Regions from separate parts of the Homo sapiens genome. Here all the other regions are linked to region 1. The links are chromatin loops, found by intact Hi-C in ENCODE. Cell type or tissue: PC-3. All regions are shown on one strand. Links, peaks and the distances in the headings refer to the core of each region. The heading gives the core; the rest is flanking DNA.

Region 1 (6,393 bases), core at 911-5,910:
TGGTATTAGGTGAAAGAAAGAATGACAGGGATTCATGGTTGTCTCTTATTGAGATAGCTCCTCAGTTCAGTTCAACAGATTGTGATTGACACATCTCAATTTAACTCCAGAAGTTTCCACTGAGTGCCCACTATGTGCAGGGTACAGTGCTGAAATGTGTCATGTTTTTAAATACTGCTTACAGCTACAGCTGTTGGCTGTCTACATGGACTTTCGCAGACTGAAATAGCTTTCCTTTTTCCTTTTGCTAGTGGCTCATTATATGTTACATTGACAAACTAAATTGCAAACCAGGGATGATTCACTTTGCACTATAGAAGCGTTCCTGAAAATTGTTTTTGAAAAATAATTGTTATAAAATAAATAATGTTTTAACTGTACTGGTGGATTTTTCTATTAAAAGCAAATTCCAATGCTGAATTATTTTGAAAGATAAAACATTATTTTCTGATGTATCTGTTCAGTAAAGGAGAATTTTTTACCTAAAGGGAAAATAAATTTGATACCTTTAATCATCTGAAGCAATACCAAATATAGGCTTTAAAAAATATTTTAAGAGCCTGTGAGCAGTTTATACTAACAAAAAGAACAAATGCCATGAAGATCACGCGACAGAGAAAGACATAATCTTATTTGCTGGCAATAGCTAATAACGATAAATCTTCCAGTGTAAAAAATAGGAATCGTGAAAGAAGCAACAGAGAAAGATGAAAAAGATTGGAGAAGAAGAAGAAAATGAAAACAGAGAAAAGGAACAATATCAGCAGGTGGTGGATGGCCCGAGTGGTAGAGGAAGTGAAAGCCAAATAGCAAAAGTGGCAGCAAAGAGGACAGCTGGCCAGTAGGAGAGAAAAGAGAAGCCACCTCTCCTGGAAGCTGTGTTATCTGACCCCCTCGTGCTGCTTCTGCCTGAGAGTGCGTCGATGTCTGACCTCCACTGGAGTCAGTCAGTCCTGGGAATACCGTGTATTCCTGCATAACAGTACCTTAGAGCTTTCCTTACGTGCTTACCTGGTGGCAGGTGACTGTTCTGAGTGCTTTGTGTATTAACTTGTTTAGCTGCCTTAGCAACCCCTTGAGAAATCATTTTCCCCACTAGACAGAGGACGTAGCTGAGCAGCTCACCCAAGGCCAGAAGCACTGAGCGGAAAAGCTAGGTTTGATTCGCAGAATTCTAAGATGGTCTGCCCCCAAGTTTCCCCTCGGTTGGTATACACGATCTGTAGAATCCTCTCCCCTTCCATGTGGACAGGACTAGTAAAAATGATGGGATTTCACTCTCTTTATTAGGTTACATTATACAGCAAGGATAAAGAGATATTTGCAGATAATAAGTAAGGTCCCTAATCAGTTGATTTTGGGTTAATCAAAAGGGAGACGTCCGGGATGGGCCTGACCTAAATATGCAAGCTCTTTATATTTATATTTTTATTTTTATTGTCATTTTTATTGAGATGGAGTCTTGCTCTGTTGCCCAGGCTGGACTGCAGTGGCACAATCTTGGCTCACCACAACCTCCACCTCCCGAGTTCAAGCAATTCTCCAGCCTCAGCCTCCCGAGTAGCTGAGACTAAAGGCATGCACCACCATGCCTGCCTAATTTTTGTATTTTTAGTAGAGATGGGGTTTCCCTATGTTAGCCAAGCTGGTCTTGAACTCCTGACCTCGTGATCCGCCTGCCTCTGCCTCCCAAAATGTTGGGATTACAGGCAGGAGCCACCGTTCCCAGCCAAGCTCTTTTTTTTTTTTTTTTTTTTTTTTTTTTTTGAGACACAGTCTCACTCTGGAGTGGCTCACTGCAACCTCTGCCTCCCAGGTTCAAGCGATTCTCCTGTCTCAGCCTCCCTCCCTGTCTGTAGCTGGGACTACAGACATGCGTCACCACGCCTAGCTAATTTTTGTATTTTTACTTATTTTATTTTTATTTTTTGAGACGGAGTCTGGCTCTGTCCCAGGCTGAAGTGCAGTGGTGCGATCTCCCCTCACTACAACCTCCACCTTCTGGGTTCAAGCGATTCTCCTGCCTCAGCCTCCCAAGTAGCTGGGATTACAGGTGTGCACCACCATGCTTGGATAATTTTTGTTTTTTAGTAGAGATGGGGTTTCACCACGTTGGCCAGGCTGGTCTCAAACTCCTAACCTCAGGTGATCTGCCTGCCTCGACCTCCCAAAGTGCTGGGATTACAGGCATGAGCCACCACATTTGGCCTAGGCAAGCTCTTTAAAAGAGGCTCCAGGTTTTCCCTAAAGAAAGATAATTGAAGCTCCAGATTCTTCTGCTGACCCTGAAGAACCAAACAGCCTGTTGTGAACAGCCTATGGGAAGGGGCCACGTGGCCAGAACCTGAGAATAGGCTTAAGGTTGCTCAGAGTGGTCCCTGGCCAACAACTAGCAAGGAAATGGGGACCTCAGTCATCAGTCTCAGCGAAGTGAATTCTGCTAACAACCACATGAGTTGAGAGGAGAATCCTGAGCTCAAGAAAGGAACACGGTCTAGCTGACTCCATGATTTCAACCTGGGAAACCTGGAGCAGAGGACCCAGCCAAGCCACACCTGGACTTCTGACCCACAGCAACTGTGAGCTAGTGAGTGGGTGTCGTTTTAAGCTGCTAAGTTTGTGTTAATTTGTTCTGTAGCAATAACAGATGAATGCACAAGGATCTGAACCTCGTGATTCTGGCTGCAGAGCTCACATGCATCCTCCCTTCTCCAGGCAGCCTCTTCAGAGACGTCATCTCAAAAATCACTAAATCCTGGAACTTCAGGGTTGAATGGGGAACTTTGATCTAGCCCAGTTGTTTAATCAAACTTTTCCTTTGCAGCAGATGGCCACTGTGCAAGCAGACTGGGGGAGCTGCTCTACTTGCTGTGGGGTGTGTGAGCCGCTTCTGTTCTTTGCACTCCTCTCCTTGAGGAATCTCTGGGGAACACAGTTTGAGAACCACTGATCTGATCCAACAACTCATCTTTACATTTCCCTCTACAACATCCTGACACCTTGTTCCTTTGGAAAGTCTTCTGTGGCATTGAAATCTGGCTCACCGTAATTCCCACTATTGGTCCAGGTCCAGTCATAGGTGATACACAGAGCAAATGGAACTCTTTTTCCATAGGAGAATGCATCACTCATTAAAGACAGTTCTCACGTTTCATGGAAGCCTTCTATTTTCCAGACAAAACATCTCCATGACCACAAAGGAGCTGCCAGTCCCTTCTCTCCTAGTGTTTGCCTGTGTTTCTCTTAGAGTCAGGTCAGGAACTAAGCACAAAATTTTTGGTGTGGTCTGCTTCACATAAAATACGGCAAGCCTAGCATAAGCCACAGTCTAAATATTCTGTTTCCATGAATGCAGCGTTAGACCACATTTGCTTTTTCGCAACCACAATGCAGTGCTGACTCATACCACACGCAGAGTCAATCAAAATTCCCTTTTCACATATGTGGTTGCTAGGGTATGTCTTCACCAACATGTACTTAGGTGTGTTTATTTTAACCTGAATACAGGCTTCACATTCATCACCATTGTGTCTCATCAGGGATCTGGTGCATATCTTGGATGATCCTGATTATGTCATCCAACAATATTGCTCTTCTCCCTAGCATCACCTCAACTCTCAATTGGACAAATATGCCATAAATATCCTCATCGGAGTTATTGACAGAATTTTGGAACCAGACAGGGCTGAGGTCAGAGCCCTCTAGCACCATATTGATGACTATTCCCAGTGTTTGGGTCCTTCAAAAACTTACAAATCCAACTAATTGTATCATCTAATGGCAGTGATCCAACTCATAAAGGTACCACCAGAAACATAATGAACTATTTCCTGGCCGCCAAGTACAGGCATTAAGTCCATTTCTCTGCCTTCCCAAGCCAGGAGGTCACTAGAGCTCCTCCTGCATGCCCACAAACATGTAGGAGCCTCTTTTCGAGGATGTGCCTCATACCCACCCTTTTATAGTTTGCTCCTCCTTAGATAAACACCATTCCCCCCCGCCCCCCATGATTCCATTCTCTCTCATCTTTTTTTTTTTTCCCCTTACTCAGATTCCCTTGGGAAAAGGTAAAGACTACTTAGAGGATACCAGTGAACCTTGGAGTACCTAAATGACTGTGGCAGGCCTCATCTTTATTTCAGAGGAGGAATCTTTTTGGGGTATCTTATCATAAGAAATAGGGTAGGGCTCCAGTGTAAAAGTCAGGACAAGTTGCATAGGTGGGAGGGGTGCAGGGAAAGGTGGGGTCTGCATGTGGGGATGGGGTGGGGAGGGAGATGAAGGGACAAGGCTGTGTTTACCTCTGAGGTTTCCGTGGGGCAGGGGCGAAGCCAGCGTCTTCTGCAGCCTTACCCTTTCTTCCTCTCATTTCACCATTTCTCTACCAGCCACACCTTATATTAAAACAGAGGGTAAGGGGAAAAATAAGACTTGCTTTGTAAAGTGGGGTCATTGTTCTTGACAGCACTGCTCCATGTGGCATCTTGGGATGGATGAGTTCCCAGATCCACCCTAAAGTGGAGATGCTGTGATTCCACAATTCCTTTAGAGAGACCATAAAGCCCATATGAGTGGGCTTGGTGGAGATAGTCTGCGATTATAAATATATCACAAGCCTGTCTTGGTTTATTTTTTCATATACCTTTCTCCTTTATTCACATTCATTTATATAAACGTGAAAGTTGCCATGGGTCTTATAGGATACCTATGCTACCTGAAGACCAAGAGCTTCTGTTTGATCATTGAAAAAGAAGTGTTTTAGTTGTGGTTAAATTTGACAGTGCAGCATTCACCTAGTATTCATTTACCATCTCTAATAACTATCTCCCTTCCCCTGGGGATGGGGACCCTTTTCTTCTCCTGTATTTTTAGTCCATTTGTTTCTGGTGGAGTCCCCTCTATGCTCTACTTTATACGGGTATGCAGCTTAGGTCTGGCCAATCAGAACCTTATATTCTCCCTTGTTTGATTCAAGGCACCAAGAGGGCAGAGAGACTTTTGCTGAGTCTCCTGGCAAAAATACGCTTGGTCTTCTTCACTGAACTTTTCAGGTTTTGAGGCTCAAGCCATCTGAGCCACCTTGCCCCCAGGAAGTGGGGATCTGAAAGAGGATGGCACTAACACAGAGAAAGTGGAGATGGGAGATGGAGGCAAACTGAACTCTGGGGGCATGAGGGGGAAGTGACTACATTCTAGACTCAGCCAGATTTCTTGGGTTTGAATTGTTCTGCCACTTACAAATGTGGTCACTCTATCCAGATTGGTCTCTGTGCCTCAGTTTACTCATTTGTGAAGTGGGAATTGTTATGATACCTACTCATGGAGTCTTAGTGAGGGTCAGGTGAGTCATGTGAAATGCTGAGAACAGCACCCAGCATTTGGTATGTACTATACAAGTGTTAGTCATCATTTGAGCCCTATGCCAAGACATGACTAAAATGAGACCCACCCCTTGATTTTTTTCAGCTCAAAGAACAATAAATTTTCTTTTGCTGATAGTCCGTTTGGGTTGTGTTTGTTGTCACTTAACCCAAAGAGTCCTAACTAGTAGACTCAGTGAAATCAAATTCATATTCAGGTTTAAATTTTGTCTTCCTTAATGACCCTAAGATAGAAATAATCCAAACTTAGATATTCCTTTCTTGATTATTGTCCAGCAATGAGCAAGGTCTTGGAACTGGCTAATTTCCTTCTTCTTCCTATCTTCTTGCTTGCATTTGTTTGCAATTTGGTCTTCAGCATGTCTTTAAAAAATACTGCATGTCACAATTATTTAAGGAACCTCAGAACACTGCAATTAGATTTTCATAACAAGCATATACTTTATGTCCTTTATTTCCAATTCATGCAGTATTTAAAATGACAATATGAAAAAATAAACTATGAAAAATTAAAATAAATATATTAGTATATTAGACATAAATAAAAATTTAAAAACACACTGAATGGGGAAGGTGGGTAGTTGGCTGGAGCTGTGTGTGGGAATAGGGAGCAAATAAGAAAACCTGGGAATCTCCATTGGGTTCAGCAACTGCTTGGCTGTGTGGCCTTGGACAAGTCAATTCTCGCTGGTTTCCCAGTCTGTAAAACAGGCAGGATGTGATAGCTGAGGTTCCTTCCTTATTAATTTTGAAGTGTGTAAGAGCTTTCTTAAGCATCTTAAATAACATGTTTAATTTTCTCTGTGGTTGTGAAATGATGCAAAAGAAATTAGAAAAATGTAGCTGTTAATGAGACTCATCTGCGTTTTGTGATTCCTTAGAATTTGTGGTGTATATTTTAGGGTTACTCCCATCTCTTTTCTTTCTATATCCAAAGGGATTTGTTTACTCTTTTTTTCCCCCCATTTTCTTCTGTCTCAAAAATCCATGTGGTCTTCCTGAGTCCTCACTG
Region 2 (6,393 bases), core at 727-5,726, 61 kb before region 1:
TCCGGGATGTATGTGTAGGATGTGCAGGTTTGTTACATAGGTAAACATGTGCCATGGTGGTTTGCTACACAGATCAACCCACCACCTAGGTATTAAGCCCAGTATTCATTAGCTGTTCTTCCTGATGCTCTCCCTTCCTCGACCCCCAACAGACCCCAGTGTGTTGTTCCCCACATATGGCAATGTGTTCTCATTGTTCAGCTCCTATTTAAAAGTGAGAACATGGGATGTTTGGTTTTCTGTTCCTGCATTCGTTTGCTGAGGAAAACAGCTTCCAGCTCCATTCATGTCCCTGCAGAGGACATGATCTCATTCCTTTTTATGGCTGCATAGTATTCCATGGTGTATACATACTACATTTTCTTTATCCAGTCTATCATTGATGGGCATTTGGGTTGATTCCATGTCTTTGCTGTTGTGAATAGTGCTGCAGTGAACATACGCATGCATGTATCTTTATCATAGAATGATTTATATTCTTTTGGACATATACCCAGTAATGGAATTGCTGGGTCAAATGGTATTTCTGCTTCTAGATCTTTAAAATCAATGTGCAAAAATTGCTTGCATTTCTATACACAAATAACAGGCAAACAGAGAGCCAAATCAGGAAGGATCTCCCATTCACAATTGCTACAAAAAGAATAAAATACCTAGGAATACAGCTAACAAGGGAAGTGAAGGACCTCTTCAAGGAGAACTACAAACCACTGCTCAAGGAAATCAGAGAGGACACAAACAAATGGAAAAAGATTACATGCTCATGGATAGCAAGAATCAATATCGTGAAAATGACCATACTGCCCAAAGTAATTTATAGATTCAATGCTATTCCCATTAAGCTACCATTGACTTTCTTCACAGAATTAGAAAAAATATTTAAAAATTAATATGGAGCCCAAAAAAGAGCCTGAATAGCCAAGACAATCCTAAGCAAAAAGAACAAAGTGGGAGGCATCATGCTACCTGACTTCAAACTATACTACAAGGCTACAGTAACCAAAACAGCACAGACACACAGAGCAATGGAATGGAATAGAGAACTCAGAAATAAGAAACAGTAAATCCAATGAGAGATGTTCAAAACCTTCACCGTGAAAACTGCAAAATATATTGAGAAAAACTGAAGATTATTTAAATAAATGGAGTGATATAATCATGTGCCTGGATTAGAGGATTGTAAAGATAGTTTCCCCTAATTTGATTAATAGATTCAATGCAATCCCAATAAAAATCAGTTAATTTTTGTGAAAATTATCAGGCTGGTTCAAAAATTTAAGTGGAAATACAAAACACCAAGAATAACTGAAGCAATACTAACTAAAGAAGAAAAAACATGGAGAACTTATGTTGTTAGATATTGACTTATTATAAAGCTGCAATAATTAAGATAGTATGATATTGGCTCAAGGATACATGAATAGAGCAAAGGAATAGAATAGAGTTCAGCAGTAATGGTTACAGATATATGCATATCTGACAAAGTACTTGTATCCAGAATATATCAAGAATCTTACACAGCAGTTGGAAAAGTACACTCAACCCAATTAAAATTTGGGCAAAATACTTGAAAAAGCTTTCAGAGAAGAGAATATCACAGTTTACTGTAAACATAAAAAGATGCTCAACACTATTAGTCATGAGAGAAATGCAAATAAAAATAACAATGATATATCACCACCCACCCACCAGAATTGCTAACATGTAAAAGACTGACAATGTCAAGCTATTATCACAGATTTTTGGTGACTTGGAGAAAATAATTCACTCTGTCCACTCTGTCCTTATGGTTCAAACCCTATATGATCAGGTCTTCTTCCAATTTTTGGCAGTGGCATCCCAAACCCCTCTCATTTAGTCTTGCCTTGTGTCCACAGCCTTCTCATACCATCCAGGTAGATGTAGCTAATATACTCAGGTCTTCCAATGAAACACTAATTATCACCACTCCCCATATCAATCACTATGCTGACTTCATAGCTGTAAATTAATTTTGCCTGTTTTTGAATTTTATATGCATGGAATCATATAAGATTTACTTATGTACACTTTCATATTTGGGTTATTTTACTCAACATCCATATGTTGAGATTTATCTATATATTATGTCTACCTGTGGTTCATTCTTTTTTATTGCTGTAGGGGATTCCAATTTCTATAAATTTAATTGTATACACTTAGTAATTCTGTGATTGATAGACTCTTGGGTTGCTTCCAAGTTGGGATTATTACAAAAAATATTGCTATGAATATTCTTATATATGCACATATGCACAGATTTCTGTTATATACACATGGAATTGCTAGGTCATGAGGTACATATAATATATTCAGCTTTACACAATACTGCTCAGCAGGTTTCTAAAGTGCTTTCACTAGTTTGCCCTTCCACCAGCAGTGAACAAAAATTTTAGTTGCGATGTATTGACACCATACCCATGCACCATTTCTTATTGACTTAAAACTCTTAAAATTCTTTTGACTTGGCTCTCTAAAACCCTATAGGCAGTAAAATTCAAATCTTTTCTATTTCAAGAACAGGAAGACTTTCATCAAGGGAAAGGTGGGCCAGACTGTTGAAAACACTGCAGGAGTAGCAGCAGCAAATGAACATGGCGGGAAGGACTGTCACAGCTGATGTTCTAAAATTGGAACATTCTAAGGGCTACTTCTGAAACACGAACAATTAGGTGGGATTGCTGTCCAAATTAAGAAGCCCTTACTTCTTAATCATTAATATAGTTCCTTTTTCCTCCAGAAATGTTCCAATTATGAAAAATTATGAAACAGTTTGTGATTAAGTGATACTCTGTGTAAACACAGTAAATATAACTGAAAAGGATAGACTTTTAGGCCATGGTCAGATACTGTTAAATTTTAGTTAAGTTATATTCATAACTAAGTAACATTAAGTTATAGTGAGAAGGAACTTCACAGTACAAACATTTTTTTCTATGTGTGTTGAATGCTCCGAGCTTATTTCTAAATCCTGCTTGGTTTAAGGAAAGATTACAGGAGAGAAATTCAGAAGCTAAAGGTTCAGGAGCCATTTCTGCCATTACTAACTGTGTGACCCTAGTCACTTAATATCTTTGTCTCAGTTTTAAATATCTGCAGAAATTATGGAATGTTATATCTTCTCTGTTTACCAAAGAGATTATTGTGAGGAACAATTGAAATGGCCTATAACAGCTAATCCATATGGGGATAAAGTTAAAGAATTCTCCACCATGTTTTCATTTCTATATTTAAAATAATCTTATAGTTGCTAAAGTGCTATTCAAACATGTTATATTTTTTCATATGTTAAATCACAAGATAATCTTATTTGTTATATGCCTTATGCCATAAACAGAGCCCAGCATAGTGCTGTCTGTATTTTTCTCATTGTTCTTTACCTTAGTAGAAAGGAATGGAGAGAATGATTCATAATGAGTAAAACACATATCATCTCCGGAGAGAGAAAATAAGGATAAAGGCAGATTTCCATTCAGGAGAATTTATCTGGGCTTTGGAAGTAATTTAAAATGACTGTTCCCTGTGTTGGCAATTTGTAGCCTGCCTGAGTTGACACCTCCATTTTCAATCACAGCAAGATTGCTTTTAGTTGCAGGCAATTGCTAAAGCCAGAGATCTGAAAAGGAGCCCTTTTCAAACTCCTTATAGATTTAAAACAGATAGAATATGAATGTAATTTTTTCTCCTGATTGTCATCAAATACTTCACGAATAATTTAAATTAATCCATAATTTGTCTAAATCAAGAGGAGGAAAGCATGGCCTAATCATAACATTGTTGTGTTGTACCTGGACATAGAGAATTAGCCTGGAAAGATTTGTTGCTACCAAATCTGCAAACTTTATTATAGAGTAGTTGTTTGGGCTCATATATATGTACGGACTCTAAAAGAAACAATAGCAAACAATATCATATACAGTGATGAAGTTCCCAGATCAGCCCACCAAAACCAATATATGAAAAACTGTGTGCAAATGTGTGTGCCTGAGTGCCTTCTGACTATCCATTTCAACAGAGATGTGTATATGCATGTTTAGAGCATTATCTCCAAATATTTGTTTTGCAAAACTGAGTTTGATTGTATAGGACATTAGTGCTGTAGTTTAGCATCGCTCTTCGTTTCCTATCCTGGTTTTACAGGATATGGAAAACCTAATCCAGAAGTAGAGCAAAGCTGATAATCCTTGCTACCTTATGAAGGTGCAAGGAGACTGGAGCTAATCACCTGCTGTGAGCACTTTGAGACCCTTTTTTGAGGAATCACCACTAATCACACTGGAAAAGATGCCTTGCCTCACGTTGAGGGGACAGTTACTATTGAAAGGGTGTTAGTCACTGAGCATTACTGTAGTTAAAACATTATTCTGAGACATGTCCTACAAGGCATGGGATTAGGCGTTTATTAATAAAACTCCCCAAATGGTATTTGCAATGTGTCATTCTACTTGAGAACATAAATAGGATAGAATTAAACTAACACAGAAAGATTACTTATCTTATAATTAAGAACATTGTACAAGAATGAATTTTGAATTTATAACAATTTCTGGGCTGGCAAGGGAGACGTATTAAATAACCTTTCTTCTTAAAAAATATCTTTTGAGACATAAATTCTCTGTGGGGAAAAAACACAGAACAATGAGCTGTCTTTTCTCAATTGATTGCCTGTAGTGTTACAAATACTTTGAAAAATGAAGGGAAATTTAACATTTTAAAATGATCTTTCAGAAATCTATTATTATGAGCGGGGAAAAATGAACAAAAGTCCTTAAGTATTTAGGCTTTTTGAAAACTTCCATTATGTAAACTAGGTAATACTGGGGATAGCCAAGCCCACAGAGTACAGCAGCATGAAACACAAACAAGAGTCACTGATTTTTTATAGTCAGCTGAAAAACAGCACATCTAATTTTTTTTAAATAGAAAAATAAACAATATTTCCTGCCATGAAGACAGTTACTGTCTTAGTTCCATCTTGGAAACGTCACAGAGCTTTATCCTATTTATTTTCAGTGCACAGTAACCACCAGCATCAGTTTGAGTCTGTGTATTTTAAGAGCATGGCTAAAATGTCATATGCTGTTACATATATAGCAACGTAGGGAGTGGAACACTCACTCAATATAAAAAAATCAAAATCAAAATCCATTTATACAATCAGAGTCAAATTTATATCAATTTGCCTATGCTATGACTTTTCGAATTTCCTCTGGAATTATCCTGGTGATCCTAATTTTGCTCTTAATGTCTTCCATGTATGCCCCAAATAATTAACATAACGAAGATAATTTTATTGTAAGGTTTTTTGATAACTTATTTTTGTCTTTGTTTTCCCCTGAAATGAGTGTCCTTCACCTAGTCCTTAAGTGTCCTATCTACAAAATGGAGAATGAAAAAGGCTGCCAACACTGTAACATAGGTAGGAGGCATTCGTGTTTTCAGAATGGAGTTGTAATGAATACACACACACAGTTCCTGTCACTGCTGTGCACATGAGGGTGTCATAAATGGTCCCTGACCTCAAGACATTAGACCTATGGCAATATGGGACATGATGCTGTCATTTTGTTAGACTATTCTAGGCCTATTCTACTTCAGTGTCTAGTGTAGCATTACTGCAGACCATGTGTTTCAGCAGAGTTTGTGGATCTTGTTTTCCCAATAGCTCCCACTGTAATAGTGGTGCACCCCGCTGGCAGCAGGCAGCTTATTGAGAAGATGTCTCCATGCCTTGCTGGGCACTGCAGCCTACATTAAACTATCCAGATTCCATTTTCATATTTTTCTGACTTAGAGTCACTTTCCCAACTCAGTGATCTCCTTTCTGGCAGCAGCATCCTGTACATCATTAAATTGTTCCTTGTTCTAGAGGGATGGACGTACTGAGTTCCTGTTAAAGGTTTGTCTGCTGTCTAGAACTACTCCTTCTCATGGTAAAAGCCCCTAATTTTCTTATGGTGCCCACTTTATCGTAAGTCCATATAGGTCTGCAGCTTCCTGAGGTGGCTCATGACCAGCTTCGCCCAGAACCTCAGGGATTGGGCCAGAAAGGGAAGATGACCTCATTGGAATTATTGGCCATTGCTCTAGCTTTTGCTTGCTGGATTTGAACTGTAGTCATTTTGCTGTCACCTGCCTGGGACCCGAGATAGACCACACACCTGTGGAGGCAGAGCTGAGAGATGGAGAACTGAATTCTGATTTTCCTTTTTGGAACCTGAATCCAGTAGTGGTTGAAGTTCTATTCCTGACCTTTTGACTTCCTCAGCACTTTTCCCTCCCCTCTTTAGCTTAAGCCAATTGGAATTGGTGCTTCTGTCATCTGTCACTTGGAATAGAAACAACCCAAGTGATACACACCAAGTATCTGTAGTC
Region 3 (6,393 bases), core at 896-5,895, 60 kb after region 1:
ATGAGAGGTTTGTCTGTCATTGCCACAACCATCATATATCTGAAGAGACACAAATGCCCACAGTGAACTCAAGATGCACCAAAAAATATATCATTATAGTAGGAGAAAATGCTGGCTCTTCTAAATGGAAAGAGTGGAGAGCTGACTGGGGATATATCTAAATTTTCTCCTTGTCTAAGAGCTAACCTCTTCAGGAAGGAGATGAATAAAAGAATAACTATTAAGAAATAACTGAGTAAAATAATCTTCTCCCTCCATTCTAGCAGCACTTTAGGTCTGATCTTGCCCTTATAACACTCCGCTTTCTACCTTGTGTTATGGTGATATGTACATGTGGCCAGGGGCCGGATACCCAGCAGGCAGTCAGTTAGTGCTCATTGGATGAATGAATAAGTTGATGTCTTATTTCTTCTCCTAACTGATTCCTGTGGTTAGATTCTGCATCTTGCCTTTATATCTGCACCCATGTCTAGTGCACTATTTTGTGCCAGTTAGGGCGTAAGCTCTGGGTAAATATTTGTTGGATGAATAAATGAATACCCAAAAGGGCTTCTTCTGGAGGAAGGCCAGGAAAACATTCCTTTGATGAAAATAATTTGTAAAGAGGCAGGGAGCTACTGGAAGGCAAATGTCTGGGGAGGAGAGACAGGCCTCTAGGTTGAATAGAAGTAGTGGTGGTGAGGTTGTCTCCAAAGAAAGCAGGGGAGGAAGTGTGTGAATAATAAAAGAGGAAATTGTCCACCAGGAAAGCATCTCCAGCTGGCTGTGATAAATCTGCATTTTGTACCAGCAAGTAGGGAGAGTGCCTCGGGAGAGAGGGAGATCAGGGACATGGCCAGTGGTTTGGCAAAGGTAATGACGATGATAACCAAATTGAAGCTCCTGTGTCTTTTCTTTCCCTCAACCCCTTGTCTCCCTGTATTGCCACCATTTGCTTTCATTTCTCCATCAAACCTCCCTCTTACAAGCTCTATTTTCTCAATTTCTACTTGACCTTCACATCACTTGCCTGTGGCTTCCACCCATACCCCATTGCAAGGTCATGAGAAACCCCCATGTTGCTGCAGCAACAGCTCTCTCCATGTGTATCTCACTGGAGCAGCTGCTGCCTCTGTTAACCACTTCCCCCTTTTTAAATGTCTTGTGCTTTGCCTTTCATGTCGCCCCATCTTGGGGTTTCTCTCCTATCGCTCTGGTCTCTGCCTCTTTCCCTCTTCTTCTCATCCCTTCAGTGCTGGTGCTCCTCAGGGGCTCTGTCAAAGCCTTCCCTCCCCCACTCTCATGTTCCCCCTGTGTCATGTCATCTACTTTAGTGGCTACAGCTGCCATATGTATGCTGGGGTTTCCATTCCTGGATCTCCAGTCCAGGCCTCTTTTCTGAACTGCAGGTCTCTTAGAGATGTTCACTTGGCCATTCCTCAGCCATCGCTTTCCAGCAGCAAAAGCTGAGAGCCTTGCTGTCTGCCAGGCCTGCTTCTCCCCTGGTCTGCCCCTTTCTGTGAATGGCATCACTACCCATCCAGATGCTTAAGCCAAAAACCATTCATCTTCCTCTGCCCAAGCCAGAAGTCATGTTCCCTCCTTTCCTTCCCTGTCCATGTCCAGCTTGTCATCAAGGCCTGTAGATTCTGTCTTCTCCGTGTCCTTCAAGTCCATCCCATTTTCTCCGTCTCCACTGCCACCATTCAAGTTCAGATCATTAATGTCACCTTCCTCGGTTACTGGACAGTCCCTTGATTGGTCTCACTGCCTCTTCTCTTCTCTTTCTCCCATCTTCTCATCCTCCAGTCCACTTTCACTCTCAACTGCAATGATCCTTCTCAAATACAGTCTGGACTCTGTATTATCCCCGCTTGCATTTTCCCTGCCCTTTAGAAGAGGTAAGTCCTTAGCATGGTTGTAAAACGCTTAATTATCTGGCCCCTACTTACTTCTTTAATATAATCCCTCACCCCTCCAAAACACCCTCTGGCCACCCATCCAGACACAACAGAGCCTGTTTCAGCCAGCAAGCTGAGACACTTCTGGCTCTCAGTGCCATGTCCTGTCTTGCCTCTGGTTCCTGCAGGCCACACCTCAGCTTGTGTATCCTCCAAGAGCCTATCCATCCACATAGACACTCCTTACTGTGGGCTTCTGCAGTAGATGTCCAGGCAATAGCCTATCTGCTTGACTGGGCTCCACGTGCTGTGGTAACAGAACTTACTCTTCTCTTTGTCTTTGGGGACTTTAGGCCTTGCTCTTAGGTTTCACTCCTCTGAGACTGCTCTTGAAGGACCCTGGACAGGGCTACTCAAGGCAGAGGTGATCCGTCAAGGTGTGGGAAGAGCCTGACTGCCCCTGCCCCATGCAGCCTTCCAAAGGCTGAGGAGTCCTACCACCATCAATGCTCCTTGTATGCATCCTCTTGCTATGTTACAGTTGCCTTGTTATTTGTTTGGGACCCTCAGAAGAATGCAAGTTTTGGGTTTCTGTCTTTTACTTGTCCAACACTTTGAGCACCTGCTGTGTCCTGGGATACAGCAGTCATGGCCACTTCAGTTGTGCCATTTGTGCCTAGCTGAGAGGGCAAGTGGGGGCTGAACACAGCCTGGGCTCCCCTCTCCAGGCCACATGCTCTGGCTTGGGGCTCTGTCCCTCAGAGGAAACATCTTCTCTACACACAGGTGCTGTCTAATTGCCAAGCTGTACACCTGCCTGAAAAAGACAGCTTTTTCTAATTCACAAAAAGTACCCAACAGGCTAAGGCTGACCCACACATTGGAGGACAAGATAAATAGGTTCCTACTCTCACAGTGCTATCTGTCTAGCATGGGAAGACAAAACGTAAACAAAGAAATATATAACCACACAGCAAAACGTTTCGGATGGTGAAAAGGCTCTACAGAGAATTGAAGAGAGTATCTGGGGAAATGCTGTAGGTTGGTGGGTCCAGGAAGATGTCTCTGAGGAGCCAGAGCATTTACGCTGAGATCCCATGATAAGGAAGCCAGCAGTGTGCACGCGAGAGGGAAGAGACTGCATGACATCCCTAAGACTGGTATGGTCTTGGTGTGTTCGAGGAGCAAAAGAAAAGCCAGAGTGGATGAGGGCTAAAGGGCAAGAGGAGAGACAAATGCGATGACCAGGGGATGCTGACCGGGGGCCAGATCGTGCAGAGTTTCGTAAGGCCTCTCTACCTGTTCACCGTATTGTGCCCGAGGACTGGCTCGTTGCATTTATCCAATAAGTACCTGTTGAATGGGAGAATCTCATCATGCCTCTGTGTACAGAATAAGTAGCTCAAGACAGAAGCTCCATGTGGCCCCGGTGCCCTCTAGTGACCACAGGCTCCAGCCCAAGGCCCTCCATGGCTTCATCATCTTCAGAAAGTCACTTACTTCCCTTGTCTTTGGGGCCCAGCCTCAGGGTCCAGCAGTAATTCCTGGAATTTGTCTTACTAACTATTCTCTGCAAGTGGGACTCAAGCAGTTAGAAAAATCCGTGCTATGAGTTTCATAGTCAGACTGACAGCAGGCCTTCATCCCTTACCCAAGCAGAGTTTCCAAAGAGAATACATGGATGTCTAATTTCTCAGGGGAGTGCAGGGAACCAGCATTAGCAAGCAAGGTCTCTAACAGCCTTCAGATCTGGGTGTTTTGCAGCAGTCAGGATGACCTCCAGGTAGTCTCGCAGCTCAGGCCTGGCACCATTTGGCCGTGCTGGCCTGACAAGATCATAGCTACAGGCTGTACACTCTGTCCATGAGGACGTGCTGCTGAGGACCCAAGCGTGGGCATAATGTATGTATCAAAGACATATTGTAGCATGTGCACAGACACAACATCCCACTCCTGCTGTTGTTGTTTGCTTTCATTTGGATCCCAACCCATTCTGGGCCCATTAAGCTAATCACCCAACAAATTCTGAACTGTCATCTCATCGTGAGGCTGTTCCATGCTTGACTGAAAAACCTGTTTTCACCCAACTTCCCTGGAAGAAGCCTACTGCAGCCCATTTACAAATGTATGCATCAGTAAATCAAAAGTGACAGCACAGATCTGGCTTTTCTGGGAGAGGGGATGGCAGAGGGAGAAACCCAGTCCTTCCCCTCTGTTTCTTAAATGATGCCATATACACAGCTTTATTTGAAATGTTCTTTAAAAATAGGTCATCTTCAACTTCCTTGATAGCTCATTCTCTACATCGGTGAAACTTTGGCTCCTTTCATTTTCCAAAGCCTCTACCTGTGTTTTTCTGTGAGTCGAGTCATCCTCCACTGAGCCGAGTGAAGGAATCTGGCTCTCCCAGATGTTTGCAGGTATTTCCTCTTCAGTTGTCACTTTGCCAAGTGGAGCACATGTGTTCTTTAATTTTTCTTCATTAATCAGTCTCCAAATTCCTTTACACTTGCTCCTCAGGTGATTCCATCAAATCAACATATTTCTGGAGCTAAAAATGCCTGGAAGAATACAGCCTTCCAGCTGCAGCCATCCAAACGTGTGGATTCGCGTATGTTCCCTGCACTCCATGGCCATATGTTTCCACAGGTTCACTTCCAGGAGCGTTCTGTGTCTCCATTTGCTTCCCTGCAAATGCATACTTAGTCTCATCTGTGAGTTTTCTAACTGAGTCTTAAGGCATCAAAAATTAAGAGCATATTGATAACAGCCCAGTGTTGGTGAGAGAGGGTGTGGGGAAATGGGCATTCTTGTACCCGTTGCTGAGAATTTCAATTGACCTAACTTATTTTGAAGGCCATTTTAAAATAAAATGACCTTTTAAAATAAAAAATACAGAGACCCTTCACCCAGCAGTTCAACTTCCCTGAATCTATACTGCACCTGTATCAGTGTGGCATTGTTTATAGTGGACTGTATCAGTCCATTTCCACACTGCTATAAAGAATGCCTGAGACTGGGTAATTTATAAAGGAAAGAGGTGTAATTGACTCACAGATCTGCATGGCTGGGGAGGCCTCAGGAAACTTACAATCATGGTGGAAGGCGGAGGGGAAGCAGGCACCTTCTTCACAAGGTGGCAAGGGAGAGAGAGAGCAAAGAAAGAAGTGCCACTTTTAAGCCATCAAATCTCGTGAAAACTCACCCACTATCATCAGAACAGCATGGGGGAAACCACCCCCATGATCCAATCACCTCCTACCGGGGTCCCTCCCTCAACACGTAAGGATTACAGTTTTCAAGATGAAACTTGAATTGACGCAGACCGAAGCCATATCATAGCCCAAAGTGGAAAATAGTCTCAATGTCCATCAATTAGAAATTATTACATAAATGAACTAAGTATATTTTGCTATACTCATGTAATGGAAGTCCAAGCAACAGTTATAAAAAGAAAATAACATAGATCTATGTGCGCTGACATGGATAGATGCTAAAACAATATCATGAAATTCAAACAGCAAATTGCAGAACAGTATGTATGGTATGAAACCATTTTTGTAAATTTTTATTCTAGCTATTCACAGAACAAAATCTGGAAGGATTCACACAAATCTCTTAATGGTGCTTTTTTTTCCCCCTCAGGTTGGGAACTTTCTACAGTGTACATGTTTAAATTATTGGACTTTTTCTGTTTTTCAGCAATGGTGTATTACTTTAAAGTTCAGTAAAAACAACGGAGGTATTACTTTATTTTTGCTGTGCTCTTGAACCAGGAAGATGAGCTTTTATGCCACCTATTCCCTATTGCCCCGATTGTTCCCTAGTCTTTCTCAGACATGGAGGAGCTTTCTGTAGGCTAATCCCAGAATTCTTTGTTTTCCCTCAAAGACCAGAACAGCAGCATCATCTTTTTGGGGTTTAGTTAAAACTTTAGCACGTAAGGTTTTCTTAAGGTGGCTTTCAAGTCTTAACCTGCACTTCCAGGCCCCTTTAACCCGCTTTTCTTTCCTCTTCTTTTCTTTTCTTAACATGTTCAGATTCTTTATGGATTATTTCAACGGTCTTATTACCCATTTTTTAAAGGTTTTGATCATTTTCTAAGCATCTGTATCTTCCCCCTCCTTCCCCATCCTTTCATGAGAGGAGACACCTGTTTCCCAGCCTGCTTAGAATTACTCGTTGATATTTGTTTCACAGAATTTTTAAAAGAGGGCCAAAGGAATCGGACATGACCTTTTGCAGCAGAAATAACTGTCTTTTGTCTCACTCCTAGCTCTTCCTGCACGAATACTGTACATGCTGTGTGTGTTATTACAACAGTTATTTTTGTTGGGTCTTTTTATATCTACTTTATTTTTGAGGTGGTGATTTATTTAGTCAGTGTACTTTTAAAAAAAACTAGCACTCCTACAAATTTATTTCTCATTATTTTTAATTTTTATATAAGCAATATATACAGAAAATTGTAAAATACAAGTAAGCAGAAGAAGAAAATAGAAATCACAAGTAT

The links. Hi-C counts contacts between places; a loop is a spot of excess contacts. Peaks named below come from ENCODE experiments on the same cell type or tissue, not always from the same donor. Only the 100,000 strongest peaks of a DNase experiment are listed, where the experiment ranks them.
Region 2: a loop joins it to region 1, with 6 times the contacts of the local background. A loop is called at or near these places in 3 of 110 quality-filtered maps.
Region 3: it touches region 1 in a loop (2.8-fold over the local background); 8 of 110 quality-filtered maps call a loop at or near these places.

Annotation. Positions count from the first base shown.
Region 1 is chr7:29,282,186-29,288,578 of GRCh38, forward strand. All of the region lies in intron 1 of CHN2 (chimerin 2), which reads left to right. Among named protein-coding and RNA genes, the nearest start is that of CHN2-AS1, 76 kb to the left of the region's middle. RefSeq lists an enhancer at 6,170-6,393. In PC-3, for the core only: no CTCF peak of the experiment used is centred there; DNase peaks (open chromatin) are centred at 3,436 and 5,396; H3K4me3 peaks cover 247 bases; H3K27ac peaks cover 3,630 bases.
Region 2 is chr7:29,221,482-29,227,874 of GRCh38, forward strand. The region is part of intron 1 of CHN2 (chimerin 2); the gene reads left to right. Among named protein-coding and RNA genes, the nearest start is that of CHN2-AS1, 16 kb to the left of the region's middle. In PC-3, for the core only: no CTCF peak of the experiment used is centred there; a DNase peak (open chromatin) is centred at 3,480; H3K27ac peaks cover 1,902 bases.
Region 3 is chr7:29,342,489-29,348,881 of GRCh38, forward strand. All of the region lies in intron 1 of CHN2 (chimerin 2), which reads left to right. Among named protein-coding and RNA genes, the nearest start is that of CHN2-AS1, 140 kb to the left of the region's middle. In PC-3, for the core only: a CTCF peak has its summit at 3,329 (motif pointing left); a DNase peak (open chromatin) is centred at 3,303.